2 separate regions of the Mus musculus genome follow, and region 1 is linked to region 2. A link is a loop called in an ENCODE intact Hi-C map of the cell type or tissue named here. Cell type or tissue: left cerebral cortex. All regions are shown on one strand.

Evidence for each region. A loop is a pair of places that touch in the nucleus more often than their neighbours do. Peaks named below come from ENCODE experiments on the same cell type or tissue, not always from the same donor. Only the 100,000 strongest peaks of a DNase experiment are listed, where the experiment ranks them.
Region 1: a loop joins it to region 2, with 8 times the contacts of the local background. A loop is called at or near these places in 29 of 42 quality-filtered maps.

Annotation. Positions count from the first base shown.
Region 1 is chr1:16,794,819-16,802,818 of GRCm38, forward strand. No RefSeq gene overlaps it. Among named protein-coding and RNA genes, the nearest start is that of Ly96, 110 kb to the left of the region's middle. In left cerebral cortex, a CTCF peak has its summit at 3,699 (motif pointing right); a DNase peak (open chromatin) is centred at 3,695.
Region 2 is chr1:17,119,515-17,127,514 of GRCm38, forward strand. Gm31982 (a long non-coding RNA gene) reads right to left here and starts at 5,054. Exons shown (of 4, transcript XR_865203.2): 1 at 4,999-5,054. Gm28783 (a long non-coding RNA gene) reads left to right here and starts at 1,083. Exons shown (of 2, transcript XR_373222.2): 1 at 1,083-3,765. In left cerebral cortex, CTCF peaks have their summits at 683 and 4,107 (motif pointing left); DNase peaks (open chromatin) are centred at 722, 1,544, 3,537 and 4,116; H3K27ac peaks cover 1,207 bases.

The DNA of each region.
Region 1 (8,000 bases), 320 kb before region 2:
AGCAACTTGGAGGATGAGGTGGATGTTAGCTGTGAATTCAGAGCAGCACACAGGCTATCATGTGTGGCGGTGATCCTTGTGCAATTAAAAAAGTAATTAAAATTTTTATTTTATTTTATTTTATTTATTTGTGTACTACCAGCTTGTCTTAGACCTACTAGCCACACAAGTAATGACATAGATACCTATTAATTTTGAATGCTTGTCTGTAGCTTAGGCTTTTTCTCAATTGACTCTTATACTTAAAATTTTACCATTTAGACTAATCTGCATTCTGCATTCTGATTAACTCCTGAGTATGGGCAACTGCTTCTTCCTTCATGTCTGGTGGCAAATCACCTGCCTTTGACTCTTTCCCAGAGTTCCTAACTCTGCATGGAAGTCTCACTTGTCCTTTCCTTCTTTGTTATAGGCTGTTCAGCTCTCTATTGACCAATAAAATGGTGATGGAGACTATGATTACAGAACTCTGAGACAAGTGATGCTTCATAAAAATAACAATACCAAAGCTAGGTAGGTAGTTAGATCTCTGTCAGTACAGAAATCAGCATTTGAATAATACAATCTTTACACAGAACACAGAAAAAATCACCCGACATTTATGTGTGTGTTTGTGTGTGACACACAAAGACTGTCAGTTCCCCTGAAGCTGAAAGTTTCAGGCAGTTGAGAGCTGCACAATGTGGGTGCTGGGAACCACATTCAGGCCATCTAGAAGAGTAGCAAGCATTCTTAACCCATGGATCATCTCTCCAGTACTGAACTCTAGACTTTATAGGGGGGGGACAAGAAGTACAGTCAAGGAGTCTTGTCAAACAGTGATCTGGTTGGTCGTGATCTCAATTCTGGCCACATGGTTTTATCAGTGCCAAAAATTGTTGCTACTTGGCGGTTAGAGGGGCATCTCCTTCTGATACCCACAGTTAAGGGCCATAATCACTTGACAGGGTGTTACCTACTGCCCCTTGATCCTATCAGATGGTTACTCCTGATTAGGAGAACAGTATCGTTTTGGAGAGACCTGTTTAGAAGACTGGTCAGCTCCTGGAAGAGGTAATGACAGTGGACTTCTCGGTGCCACCTGTAGGAGTGCAGAACAGGATGTAAAAGCTGGTAGTTGATAACATCTTAGTTACTCTAATCTTGGTGTCTTCAACCATGAAGGTAGATAGTATATTGGCAGCTTCAAATGACTCTCCTTTAAATGGTTGACAGTAGGATATGGGCCTATCCTTGGGCTTTGAGAGTGAGTCAGGAATCTCATGTGAATTTATAAGGCTATACATACAAGCAGATGAATACTAAATGAAGGTAGAATGTCAAGCTTATTCCTCATTTTAGTTACCAAGAAGGCATCTATAGGCCCAAATGAAGAGTTAGTACTTTTAGCAGGATTTTTAGCAGAAATAGCCTTTAAGTCTCTTTTGTAGACTGTGTGTGTGTGTGTTTGTACACATGTGCACACGCGCGCATGCATGTAAAGGCCAGAAGTTGGGGGTCTTCTGTGGTTGCTTTCTGTCTCAGTCACTGTTTGATTTCTGTAAGGAGACACAGTAACTGTTAAATATGAAAGTGCTGCACAGACACCACCACTCACACATGCAATTGGCAAGAGTGTTTTTATTTTGTGAAAGCAAGAACCCTGCATGCAGCGGTTAGACACTTACAAAAGTGGTGAAGACAAAAGCATGCAGGTCTTTTTATAGGGAGCAGGAGGATTTTAGCTAGGGTTAGGTAATCTAAAACTTTATTGGTGGAAGCCAGAGATGTTACATGGGTCAGTTTACATGGCTTGTGTCCAGGTGGTCAATGAACAGCATTCCTGTGTCATGGGTGTTTAATCACAGGATGAAATACCTAAACCATATAAGGCTGTCCAGCACAGATGGGTCATCCTGAGATAAGATAGTTTACCATTCTTGTGGTTATCTTCAGGCTTTTTTCTTTTTTTCTTTTCTTTTTTTTTTTTGGGTGGGGGATTTTATGGTCTTGTCCCTAGAATTTATGGTCTGTTTCTGGAGCTGGAACTGGGGGGGTTGGGAGTGGCATTTATGGTCAGTTCCTGGAATGGATGATTTTCCTTTTGAAGTCAGGCCTGGTCCTAAAATGAAGTTTATGACATCATGTTAGTAACACTGACAAACCTTATAAAAGAAAGCATTTAATTGGAGCTGGCTTACATTTTCAAAAGTTTAGTCCATTATCATCATGGTGGGGATGACTGCACAAAGGTAGACATGGTGTTGGAGAAGTAGCTGAGAGTTCTACATCTGGATCTATAGGCAGTATGAAAGAGAAAGCCACTGGGCCTGACTTGGGCTTTTGAAACTTCAAAGCCCACATCTTCCCCCAATCCCCTAGTGGCACACTTTCTCTAACTAGGCCACACCTTCTTCAACAGGGCTACAACTCCTAATCACTTTCAAGTAGTATACTCCCTGATGAGCAAACAATCGAATATATGAGCCTATGGGGGCCATTCTTTTTCAAACTACCACAGTCTCCTCTATTATTCTTTTCTGAGACAATCTCTCACTGAATTTGGAACTCACCAACTGGTTAGACTGGTGGCCAGTGAGCTAGTGACCTGGACATTCTTTATTACAAGTATGTATCCTAATGGCTTGCAGTAGGCCATTCAGAATGGGCACTGCTCAGGGAATCCCCAAGTCCTTCCCACTCCATGGATTTTGCGCTTGAGGATCCATTTGCTTTTTTAGTGCTGGGATCAAACACATTCTCTACTTTGGGGGCTATGCCCTGTCTAGATGTCACGAGTCTTGGTGTGGTCTAGACAGGGCTGCTTTACAAACTCATGGGTGCTAAGGTGAACTGTTGTCTAGAAGGTCCTCAATTGTATTACTGCTGCCCCTGGGGCAGGGGCTGGGGTGGGGGTGAGGGTGAGGGAGGGGGTTGGGTTGCATTTGGCCTGGATACTTTCCATTCCACAGAGATGTGAAAAAGGAGGCTTCCTGAGTTAAATGTCTAACCCCAAAGTCCTCATTCTTTGGATGTTGCTATTATTCGTTGCCTGCAAGGAGGTATTGATTGCTTTATGTAGACGTAGGCAGAGCTTAGTATTTGAAATATTAGGTGGCCTCAGCTTCCTCTCTGTGTGCCTGTTCTTGTTCCTCTGAAAACATCTCCTTCTACTTCTAGTTTTGGTTCTGGTCTTCCTTCTCTTCTTCATTTGAATCTTTGTTTTCGAGAACAAATTCAGGCTGTGCATGGTGGTGCATGCCTACAGTCTCAGCACTTAGGCTATGGTAGGATGATTGTCAATTTGAAGCCAGCCTGGGCTACATAGCAAGCCCCAGGCAGCTCGAGGTATAAGACCCTCTCTTAGGACAGACAGACAGACAAGCTCCTCATTAGACACAAAAAATAACAAACAAAAGGGAATACAAAATTCAAATGAACCTTTAGTAAAACTCTTCTACGTCAGGCTTTTCCTCGGATTCCCGAAGACACCGCACCACACTGGTTCGTAGCTTACTGTGTTAGGTGGAGTAGCCGCACCACACTGGTTCGTAGCTTACTGTGTTAGGTGGAGTAGCCGCACCACACTGGTTCGTAGCTTACTGTGTTAGGTGGAGTAGGACTGAAACTGTTACTTAACTGCAACTTCCTGATTTTTCTGACTGTCCACTCCATCTGGCCAGTACTGCACACACAGGGCACTTTGGTCAGGAGCCAGCAGAGGGCAGCAGAGGTTCCTTGTTTCAGCTCTGCTTTTTGCTTTGTGCCAGCACTCCTGAGCATCCCCTTTCCTGGCTCAGCCCCCCTCTATTATTTCTCCATTAATATTTAAGGTCAAATCTCAGAACATCTCCCCCGCTCTTACTGGTGTGGAACCTGCCTGGCTATTTAAAATGGAAGCTAATCTAGAGGAGTTAGTTTTGAAACTAAAGGGTTATTAAATCTGAAGATTTCCTACCATGATGGGAATAGCATAGTTCACGTGCTCCATTCCTTAAATGACGGTGATGGGATAGCTGCTGAGACTTGTTAGGGTGGTTGCGCATCTTGAAGACTGAACATCCTTTGTCATCTCAGGGGACTCTCACTCACACTCAGGGGATATCTAACTTCAAAGTGTCAAACCAGTTCCAGCTACATCATATTTATAGGGCCAAGAACAAGAGGAATACCCTTTACTGCCAAATTATTAAGAGTTTAAAACTAGTAACTTTTTTTATTAGATATTTTCTTTATTTACATTTCAAATGTTATCCTGCAACTTCCCTATACCTTCCCCCTGCCCTGCTCCCCTACCCACTTCTTGGCCCTGGCGTTCCCCTGTACTGGTGCATATAAAGTTTGCAAGACCAAGGGGCCTTTCTTCCCAATGATGGCCGACTAGGCCATCTTCTGCTACAGATGCAGCTAGAGACATGAGCTCTGGGGGTACTGGTTAGTTCATATTGTTGTTTCACCTATAGGGTTGCAGACCCCTTCAGCTCCTTGGGTACTTTCTCTAGCTCCTCCACTGGGGGCCCTGTGTTCCATCCTATAGGTGACTGTGAGCGTCCACTTCTGTACTTGCCAGGCACTGGCATAGCCTCACTCAAGACAGCTATATCAGGGTCCTTTCAGCAAAATCTTGCTGGTATATGCAATAGTGTCTGGGTTTGGTGGCTGATTATGGGATGGATCCCCGGGTAGGGTAGTCTCTGGATGGTCCATCCTTTTGTCTTAGCTCCAAACTTTGTCTCTGTAACTCCTTCCATGGGTGTTTTGTTCCCTATTCTAAGGAGGAATGAAGTATCCACACTTTGGTCTTCCTTCTTCTTGATTTTCTTATGTTTTGAAAATTGTATCTAACCAGTAACTGATAGCATCAAACTAAGTACAGGATGCTTCTGAGCTTGTGAAGCCAGCCCTGTCCCAAATTTCATGGGATAGGCTCTTCTTTTTCCTAGACTATGGATTTAATACAAGGGCTTCCCATATCAGGAACCAGGATCCCAAAGAGTGAGAAGACACTTGATAGAAGTGAGATTTTATCTGACAGATGGGTGGTACGTGCTGTTTTAGGCTCTGGCAATTACAGAGAAAACAGAATGAAGTCCCTGCTTTTCATGGGGCTTGCACTCCATTCAGTAGGACAACATGCATGGACGCGAACTCCTGCTTACAGCGTGCCTGCCCGATGGTGGCAAGTGATCTTGAGGAAGGGGAACAAAGCAGGGAGGATAAGGATATGGTTCCAATGTGGGACAGAGAGGCTTGAGATTTTGCTCGAGGTTGTTAGGAAAGGCCACATGGATAAAATAGGAGAAAAGGGAGTGAGGGGTTTGAGGGGTGATCATCAAGGCGGAGTTGGTGGCCAGTACAAAGGTCCTGTGGTTTCTGTTTGAAGGTGGTGTGGTTGGCAGGAGGGATCTGGAGCTGAGAGGATGGATGAGGAGAGGGAGGCCAGATCCTAAAAATGAGGACGTTGGCTTTGGCCCCAGATGAGAATTTATAACAGAAGAAGGCCCAGATCTCACGTTAAGTAAAGAGCTGCTTCTGGTGACCAGAGGCTTGGAGACATCACATCAAGAGCAGATTTGTTGGAAGGGCTCAGGCAAGCATACACGGCTTTGACCAAACTGTTCCTGGTAGAGGCAACGAGACAGATTCTAGAAAAGCTGCACGCCTCAGAGGGCAGGTTCTGGGTCACTCTAGTCTCTCTATAATTGTATTGTGAAACTCGTTCTCCAGTATATGGAGGTACTAATTAGTATACATTTAATGAATCACCAGTCATCAAGTGAATGAATATACATAACAATAGGCTTTTGTATAATAGCTTTCTTTTTTTTTCAATTTTTATTAGATATTTTCTTCATCTACATTCCAAATGCTATCCCAAAAATCTCCTATACCCTCCCCCTACCCTGCTCCCCTACCCACACACTCCCACTTCTTGGCCTTGGTGTTCCCCTATACTGGGGCATATAAAGTTTGCAAGACCAAGGGGCCTCTCTTCCCAATGATGGCCAACTAGGCCATCTTCTGCTACATATGCAGCTAGAGACACGAGCTCTGGGGGTACTGGTTAGTTCATATTGTTATTCCACCTATAGGGTTGCAGATCCCTTCAGCTCCTTGGGTACTTTCTCTAGTTCCTCCATTGGGGGCCCTGTGTTCCATCCAGTAGATGACTGTGAGCATCCACTTTCTTAAGACACTAGGTGAGCAGGGTGCCATGCCTGCAAGCTTTGGAGGCAGAGCTGCAAGGTTCTGGTTCAAGAGTTTCACACCGAAGATGAACCCCAGGAGATGAAGCAGAAGACATGTAAGGATGTGGTCTCCTCCATTTCGAACTTCCTCATCTCCGAGGCCTTGCTGTGAGTCACTCCATATATCTTAGGGACAGCACAGCATATGAGGATTGAGAGTCACATGGATATATGACATGAAGAATGTGGTGACAGTTTCTCCTCCTGTCTGCAGATGAATTGGTCTAGAAAACGGAAAGACTCAATAAATGGATGTAAAAACTCTACTTGTTAAGAACAAGTTGGGCTTTGAAAAGTGATCTCCATAGCTCAAATATAAAACAATTATGGAAGTGCAAAACAATGTCTTGAGGTGTTAGGCCCATGATATCCACCTCTGTGAGTGTTGATAGAATTGTAAATAATGTTGAAATGGTATCATCTCAGTGGTCATTTCTTTTTACAGCTCCTGTACAAAGTGTATTGTGAAGAATCTGTTTGGAAGTCAGCATGCACCCAGAGTGAAATTTAAGCATCAGTCTATATTTTTAATAAGCATTCTGATAAAAAAAGATATATAACACACTTAGAGTAAAGAAAGAATTCTTTGACAGTATTTTGTTGTATTTATTCTCAACTAACTTCTATTAAATCTGTAATAACATTTAAGGCCATTTTACATTAAACAAATTCTGGTTTTTTTTATTAGATACTTAAAAAATTTTTTTATTACGTATGTTCCTCAATTACATTTCCAATGCTATCCCAAAAGTCCCCCCCACACCCCCCCCCACTCCCCTACCCACCCATTCCCATTTTTTGGCCCTGGTGTTCCCCTGTACTGGGGCATATAAAGTTTGCCTGACCAATGGGCCTCTCTTTCCAGTGATGGCCGACTAGGCCATCTTTTGATACATATGCAGCTAGAGTCAAGAGCTCTGGGGTACTGGTTAGTTCATAATGTTGTTCCACCGATAGGGTTGCAGATCTCTTTAGCTCCTTGGATACTTTCTCTAGCTCCTCCATTGGGGGCCCTGTGATCCATCCAATAGTTGACTGTGAGCATCCACTTCTGTGTTTGCTAGGCCCCGGCCTAGTCTCACAAGGGACAGCTATATCACGGTCCTTGCAACAAAGGCTTGCTAGTGTATGCAATGGTGTCATCGTTTGAAGGCTAATTATGGGATGGATCCCTGGATATGGCAGTCTCTAGATGGTCCATCCTTTTGTCTCAGGTCCAAACTTTGTCTCTGTAACTCCTTCTGTGGGTGATTGTTTCCAATTCTTAGAAGGAGCAAAGTGTCCACACTTTGGTCTTCGTTCTTCTTCAGTTTCATGTGTTTTATATACATTTCAAATGCTATCCTGACAGTTCCCTATACCCTCCCCCCACCCTGCTCCCCTACCCACCCATTCCCAATTCTTGGCCCTGGCATTCCCCTGTACTGGGGCATATAAAGTGTGCAATACCAAGGGGCCTCAATTCCCAGTGATGGCCAACTAGGCCATCATCTGCTACATATGCAACTAGAGACACGAGCTCTCGGGGTACTAGTTAGTTCATACTGTTGTTCCACCTATAGGGTTGCAAACCCCTTCAGCTCCTTGTGTGCTTTCTCTAGCTTCTCCATTAGGGGCCCTGTGTTCCATCCAATAGATGTCTGTGAGCATCCAGTTCTGTATTTGCCAGGCACTGGCATAGCCTCATATGAGAATCTATACCAGGGTCACCTCAGCAAAATCTTGCTGGCATATGCAATAGTGTCTGGGTTTGGTGGCTGATTATGGGATGGA
Region 2 (8,000 bases):
ATGGAGGCTTAAGGGTGATGAAAGATTTTTCCAGGTGGTAATGAAGAGCAGTTAGTAGTTAAATCAGAATCTCTCTTCTCTGGTGTATCACCCAATGCATTTTGTAATTGGTTATTTATGTGTCTAAGTTTTTTATTTAGGAAACATGTATACAGTTACTCCCCAGGAGCCATTTCCCTGTACCCTGTACCCTTGTACCCTTAATTAGGGTGTTTGTAGCTTATTGGTTGCTCCCTTCACATCATAGGAATGTCATTGGAAGAGTGGAGAGACTGAGGTTGCACATAGGTGAATGGAAAATCTTGAAGCCTTCTGGCAACATGTGAACATTCCCAGAACCCAACAGTGCAAAAGTCAACATTTGCCATGATGAGCAATGGAGTTGTTTCCTCTTCAGCCAAGCTGAGATGACCAATGGAATTGTTTTTCCACCCTTTGCTGTGTTTCCACTCCTCTTTGAAAATCCTTGTTTAGGGTAGTAGTGGGGTGCTAACAGCACACATTCTAAAGCAGGGTGGCATTACTGAAAGATTTGATTGCACAATGCGCATTTGTCTGGAAAAGCTTAGGAATGTTTCATTTTAGCTTTCCTCTTGATAGAATCTATTTGTATCTCTGGGTTTATCCCTGTAGACTTGGAGGGAGTGGTGAAAGATGAACGGGCAGTGCTCAGCCACAAGGGGAGAAAAACGTCATCCAGCCCTTAGAATAGCAACAGCAATAAATATGGGCATGCAGTTCTGCTGCTGAGGCTGGAAAGGCAGGCCGGATCGCATTTACACACCCAACAGGCCTGCTTGGCTGAGACGACTTTGTCAGAATCATGCACAAAAGTCGATGCCTCCTTGGATGTTTGCTTTCTGAGCTGTGACTCAGCAAAGAAAAGAGAGCTCAGAGCACAGAGCCCACCACAGAATCTCTAGAGGAGATTCCAGCACCCTTCTGGCCCCAGGGGGACACTCTGAATTGACTTTAAAAAAAAAATGGATGTTTTATTTGTTTGCTTTTCAAATGTTATCCCCTTTCCTAGTTTCCCCTTGGGAAACCTCCCTCTCCCTGCTTCTATGACAATGCTCCCCCACCCACCCACTCCTGCATTCCCACCCTGGCATTCCCCTACATTGGGGCACTGAGTCTTCCCAGGACTAAGTGCTTTTCCTCCCATTGGTGTCTGACAAGGCCATCCTCGGCTACTTATGTGGCTGAATTGACTTTTGGGATAGCTGGCTCAGGGCTCTTGAAAGCTGAGTCCAAAGCTTCCCTACACATTGGTCTGAGAACTTGATGTTATCCACAGCTGCCCCAGCCATCAAGGTGCATACGTAACGGAGAAGGTGGAAATGAGGGCTCTTGTTGGTCATCAGTTATTTAAAGAAAGCCCATTGGATTTCAGCCACTGATTGAACAGAATCAGCATCTTTGCTCTGGAAGGTCCAAGAAGAACATGGCCCTCTTCTTTGGCAGCTCCTTGTCTTTCTTTCTCAGCCAGCACCAGCTATTTCTGGGACCTGCTTACTTTAACTTGTGCACCCATGTTCATAACTGTTCTGCTTTCACTCGCAGCTTGGCCATATGTGGCTGTGGTTTTATCATCTTTACTTTCTTCTGCTACTTGAAATTATCAAGACGAGGCATCTTTATAGCCTGCACATAGCAGGAGTCGTAGGCTGCAGCTTTCAGGCTAACCCAGGCAGCCAGTTCTCACCATGTGCCTCCAAAACCAAAGCATCACCTGAATCGGACCTCTTCTCTTTTTCTGTTAAACAGCTCTGCTCTGAAATGAGAAAGCCAAGCTCCTTCTCAGTGTGATCTTTGTGGTTCACCGATCTCTCAAACCTCTCTTCACAGGGAAGTTCTGGAAGCAGGCTCCCCTTGACCACATGACACCTATTTCTCTTACAAAGCCGCAGTAGGCAAAGGCTCAACCCTGGACTGTCATGTGTCTCGGTTACAAGCTGAGCATTATTTATGTCCATCTCTTGTCTATAGATCACAATATTGTTGTTGACTTGAAAAATATCATAGTTAAAAATTAAGGAAAAGTGCTTTGGATACAGACTCATCATGAAATTCAGCTCTGTATTTTGGTATCCTGGTTAGCTTAGCTCTGTGGGATCTTACTAAGACCCACAAGGTGAGCGGAACAGGTTTTTATAGCACTAGCTCCTGTGTTTATTCTGTCAACAGCCCTTGTGACATAAGGTGGCTAAGAAAAAATCCTGCCAGTGAGTTGAAGTTCATGCCAAAGGGACAGAGATGACTATTTGATGCCCAGAATCTACACAGTCTCCTCCTTTCCTATTTTTATATTCACGAAGCAAAATCAAGCAATGCTCACAACATTAGCACTTTCTCTAAAGCTATGTTTCTGAATTTTTAAGCCCCTTTCTCATATGCCTAGAGACAGTGAAGACACAAATTTAGCTCCCCACCTTCTATTTAGCAACAAAAAAGAATACCAAAGATATTTGCAAAATAAATTCTGGTGTATTATCGAATACTCTAAATTTGAATTGCAGAGGCATGTACTAAATGATCTTCCATCTCGGGAAAGATCCCCTTAAATATAAAAAGGGAAATGATAAGAGTGCCCAAGAAGAGTCTCTAAGTCACTTACTGGGAAATAGTAAGACATAGGCACATTCCTGGTGTTGTGTAGTTATGAGGTCAGGATACTTAAAATATACACAAGTACATTTTAAATTAGTAGGAAAATACTTTAGGAAACAACTAAATAAAAGGTACATTTTAAAACATAGGCATGAAAAAAAATAAGTAAAACATAGGCATTAAATACCCCTATGGAATGCACCTGTCCCAAGATTGTATCTGACATATCTCAGAGACATTCACAGTTGCAATCACCTATGAATAGGTCTCCTAATATCAAAACAACACAGGGAATGTGTACTAACCCTGATCTTACTAGTTTTATGACAATAGTAGAACACATTGGAAAGAGATTTTCTCCATGTTCCTGATGTCTCTTATCTTCATGTCATAAGTGACATTATAGAATATTAATACAACCACCATGGGTGTTTGTATAATAATCTACTAAACCAAGCACAAAATGAAGAAAGGAACTCACAAGGAGCTATAAGTAGCATCCTGGGATTTTTATTCTTTGTTGCCTTGTTATCTATTTTTGTTAGAAACTGTAATACTTTATAGTGATTCACATTATTTTAAGTGTGTTTTTGAAAAGTATAAATAGCTGAAATTTATTTAGAAATAACATCTGTTGTTTTGTTTTGTTTTTTTGAGATAGGGTCTTGTATTTGGCCTTGGAGTTGTAGTGATTCTCTTGCCTCTGCTTTATGAGTACTGGGGTTGCAAGTGTATGCCACCATGCCCAGTTTAGACTTTATAAATAAAAAGTTTCAAAGTCTAGCTGAAGTGCACGATAGAGTTGAGCCGACACCATGGTGTGAGCGTGAGTATGATCATGTAACCATGGAAACCAAGCCAAGAGTGTGTGAGTGAGTATGATAAGGTAGAAGCCCTGTGAAGTAATGTGTGAACGCCTTAGTTATGATTGGTTAAAATTAGCTTAAAAACCCTGGTCTGGCACTGTGACACACTCACTCAATCCTGGAGGCCAACAGAGATGCTGAGAATTGAGTCCACTGGAACGCTTGCCACCAAATGAGAACAAGCCCGCTCCATGCGGACCCAGCTCCAGCAAGATCCAAGAAGGAGAAGTCTCGGACCTTACCTGATGCTCCATCATTGGGCCAGGCTACAACATCAGCCAGACAGGAGGTTAGTGAAGCGTGTGTGTGTGTGTGTGTGTGTGTGTGTGTGTGTGTGTGTGTGTGTGTAGGAGTGTGATCCCATTTCATCACTTGATTATTGCTACTTATAAATAAATAAGCTGTTATAACCAAACCTCTGAGTCTGGGACTTCCTTTTTGCTTGTCATTAATCCCGATTCACGACAGTTTCACAACAGTTGGCATAAATCGGTAGCTGGGAAATAGCTGGGACCCTGCTTAGCAGCCTTCACTTAGCCGCTTAAGCAGTCGTTTAGGTCATGCTTTAATTTGCGGACATGCTAGAATTCGGACATGCTAACAGCCATTTAGCAGCTGCATACCACCACCTAGTGTCTCCGCTTTAAATTGCGGGCCATTTACCAGGCGGTAGAATTTAGTTATGCTCCTAGTCTGAAGCAGAGAACCTCTGGCCGTGAAGTCGAACGTCTATGATGTCTCCAAGGCAACTCTGATCCGAAAGGTGATGAGGAAGAGTGGGTAAATAGGCACAGACAAGTAGACCAAATAGCCAGTGGGGAGCCTAGTCTGTACTCAGCAGACACTGGCCCGTCTTATGACGCCTTGAAGCCAACTCTGATCCAAAAAGTGAGGAAGAGCAGGTAAATAGTGCAGACAAGTAGACCAAAGGAGCTAGGAGAGCCTGGGCCCATCACCTCAAAGCCAACTCTGATGCTCCCAAGGGATCCAGGTTGGAGGAAGAGCTGAGGGTGAGGGTAGAAGCCTCTAAGTCGAATGAGGGAGTGGCTGGCAAAAAGACTAGTGAGATGGGCAGATAAATTATTTAATGAATTATTGAATAATCCACTAAGAAGTAATATCACCTGGTATTTTAAAAAGAAAACAATAAAGGCACTGTACCACGTAGCTATAAACATCTCGAGCAGACTAAAAAGGCTCATCAAGGGTATGAAAAAGATAAAATTAGAGGACGTAGAAGCCTCTGACTCGGTGGAAAGAGCTTGGCAGGGTACTAACCACATAGTTAAGAATAAGACTAAGTGCAAGGAAGTTAAAACTGATGTCCCATCGACAGCAGTACAGCAGGTGGAACTTATCATAGAGCACCACAAAAAGGAGTACCTAGTATACTCATGAAGACTATAGTCGATTTGGATAAGTCGATTTGACTTATGGTCAAAAGGCTAACCATGAATATCACAAAACGACGGACTCCAACCCTTTCAAAAATGCCCTAGAGTCAGGACCAGTGTGTCACTACCTGTGGGAAGCCATTCCGAACTCCCTGGCCAGCCCAGGCCGCACCCTAAGATGGCACCTGACAGAAATCTGTGCCAGGCAGTAAACAAGCCCATATTTGGTGGATGACTCGCCCTTAATCCCTGATTGGCTGAGCAAGCCTGCCTGGTGAGGTGATGTGACCTGCAGTGATTGGTTGAGGCGTGGTTGTGGCTTGAGCGCATAAAAAACGCTTGTACCTGAGGCTGGAGGCTCCGGGGAGTTGAAGAGAGAAGCTGTCTGAATAAACTGCATTAAGAACTGGTGGTTGCGTTTTCCTTGCTGGTCGAGGCGGACGCAACAACTACCAGTGACAGCCTCCGGGCTTCTGATGCGGGTAAGAGTTCCAGACACGCTGGCCCCACAGAGATGATAATGGAAACCAGAGCGTATACCCCACAGGAACTTAAAGAACTTAGAAAGGATTATGCCCAGAACGACATGAAAAATGCGCCCTACATAGTAAGACTGTAGGAGAAGGGAGCAGATACAATAACATCAGACCAAGAGATGAGCAAAATTAGGAACATGGTGGAAAATCCTGTCATGTTCAATGCTCTAGAGCACATTTTAGACAGTACCCAAGGAGATTTATCCAATCATCTACTGCATGATTGGATAAATGCAGCTTGGAGATATGCGTTCTCCTCCTTAGATATAACTAAGTTTGAGGCCTCAGCAAAATGGAATAATTCACAGGAAGCAATCAGTTAGCAAGAAAATTAGGAGTACTCTACTTCATTTACAATCAGGTACCCGCCCCACAGGCAGCACCAATATTGGCCCAGCTTAGGAAAATCCTGTTAAAAGGAGCTTCATAACTTCTCAGGATGGCCTAGCAGGACCACTGCAAGAATGCCAAACTATGGCAGATGCCATAGACTTCTTAAGATCATACAGAGAGTTAGACTCAGAGAAGGCAGTATCCCTACCCATAAAAGGTAAGAAATTTAACAAAATGAGGAGAAGGCTTAAAAATCTAAGAGCATTTGGAAGGAGAAATACCAACCTCCCAATTAGATCAGGACCAAGCAAACCATGGAATCCCACCAGACACTTGTTTGGGCAAGTTCCTCATAGGCCCTTTTAGGGCAAAGGGGGCCCAACAGCTGAGGGCCCCCTTACCCAGGATTCAACAACCAAAGGCCAAATGTAGGGGTGAGACCCATGAACATGCTGCCATTCAGGAACAACCTGAAAGGACAAGGATGTCTCTTTCAACCTCAGGGATGCAACATCTAAAACCCAGAATAGCACTACCCATCATACTCCGATGGCACCACCAAAGTAGTTAAATGGCTGTTGGACATGGGTAGTGAAATTAACATATATGCCCTAGATGAAGTACGGATATTGAATACAGGCAAGATTAAAGGCTACATAGAAGTAGAGGGAGTTGGAGGCAAAGTCATAACCCCCATAACTATATTAATATTGCAAGTATGTGATAAAAACTATGAACTTGATTTCGTTCTGTGCAGTGCCCCAGAAAATGTCATAGGGATACCTATAACATACAAATTATTTCTGAAATTTTTGAATTATAAAAGAATACCAAAGATACCATTGGCTACAGTCAAAATCCCACAGGTAGAACTACGTAAAATGCCACCCTCTTTCATACCACAATAGGTATGAAGAGGTGGGATAGAGGAAGTAAAGGACACCATTCAAATGTTATTAAAAGAAGCTATTATAGAACAAACACAAAGCTTTAACTACAACAGCCCCATTTAGCCAGTAAAGAAACCGGATGGCAAATGGAGATTCACGGTAGATTTATGGAACATAAATAACCTATCAGAGTAGATGCCTGGACAATTACCAGATGTATCAGACAGGTGGCACCTAAATGGTTAGCCACCACAGAGCTATATATAGAAGCAGACATGTTCTTTGGCATTCCCCTACATCCCAACTCTAGAGAAATCACCATATTCTCATGGGAAGAGAAGCAATATCAATTTACTAGAGTTCTACGAGGATACAAAACCAGCCAATTATAGCACACAATGCTTTGAGTTGGGCTTTAGATTCATTCCACACAACAGAAGAAGTAAAAATCTTTTCATATGTAGATGATCTCCTATTGATAGCAAACAACAAACAAATAATACATAAAACAATAGCAGACTTAATTGCACACTTAACAAATGAAGGATGGACAATTAATAAAGACAAAGTAAGGGGACCAGCAGAGGAAGTTAAATTCCTTGGAGTACACTGGTCAACTAGAGGACCATCTGTTCCCCAAGAAGTAATTAACAACTTTAAAAAAAATTACCAAGACCTCAGAATAAGACAGAAACCCAGTATTTAATAGGTTTATCTGGGTATTGGAAGCAACATATACCATACCTGCAATTGTTGCTCTAACCATTATCAGCATAGTACAAAAAGCATCTGATTTCTCCTGGGAACCACACCAGGAAGAAGCAGTAAAATTTATATTAAAATATAGAAAGCAATTTAGTAATTTAATTTATATCAATGCAGATAACACAGTGATAATAGATATCATTTTATAAAGGGATATGGCAGTTGGAATATATTTGTTAAACAACCACAGATTAAACCAATCGGCTTTAATTGCAAATGCCTCCCTTGGTCAGACGCCAAGTATTCACTCTTTGAAAAATCAGTATGGACTGCCTATGAAGCATTCCACAGGTGCCACAGTATCCTAAGACGGAGCCCGGTGGTACTCCAATCCACCGTGCTCATTCTTGAATGGGTAAAGGCACAAGAAGAGGCAAGGGCAGGGCTGCTGATAGAAGGAAATGGTACCTCTCAGAGTTCCTTCAAGGAGCAAACCTGACTGTATAGGGGACCATACCAATAGTGTCGGAGCAAATACTGGAACTGATTATCAAAAGCCAGGTACCAATCACACTTGACACCTCTCCTCCCTAGAAATAGGAACATGGTTGTCAGGTAAATACTCCCCCTCAATGGTTAACGCCTGGTTTACTGACAGCTCAGCCA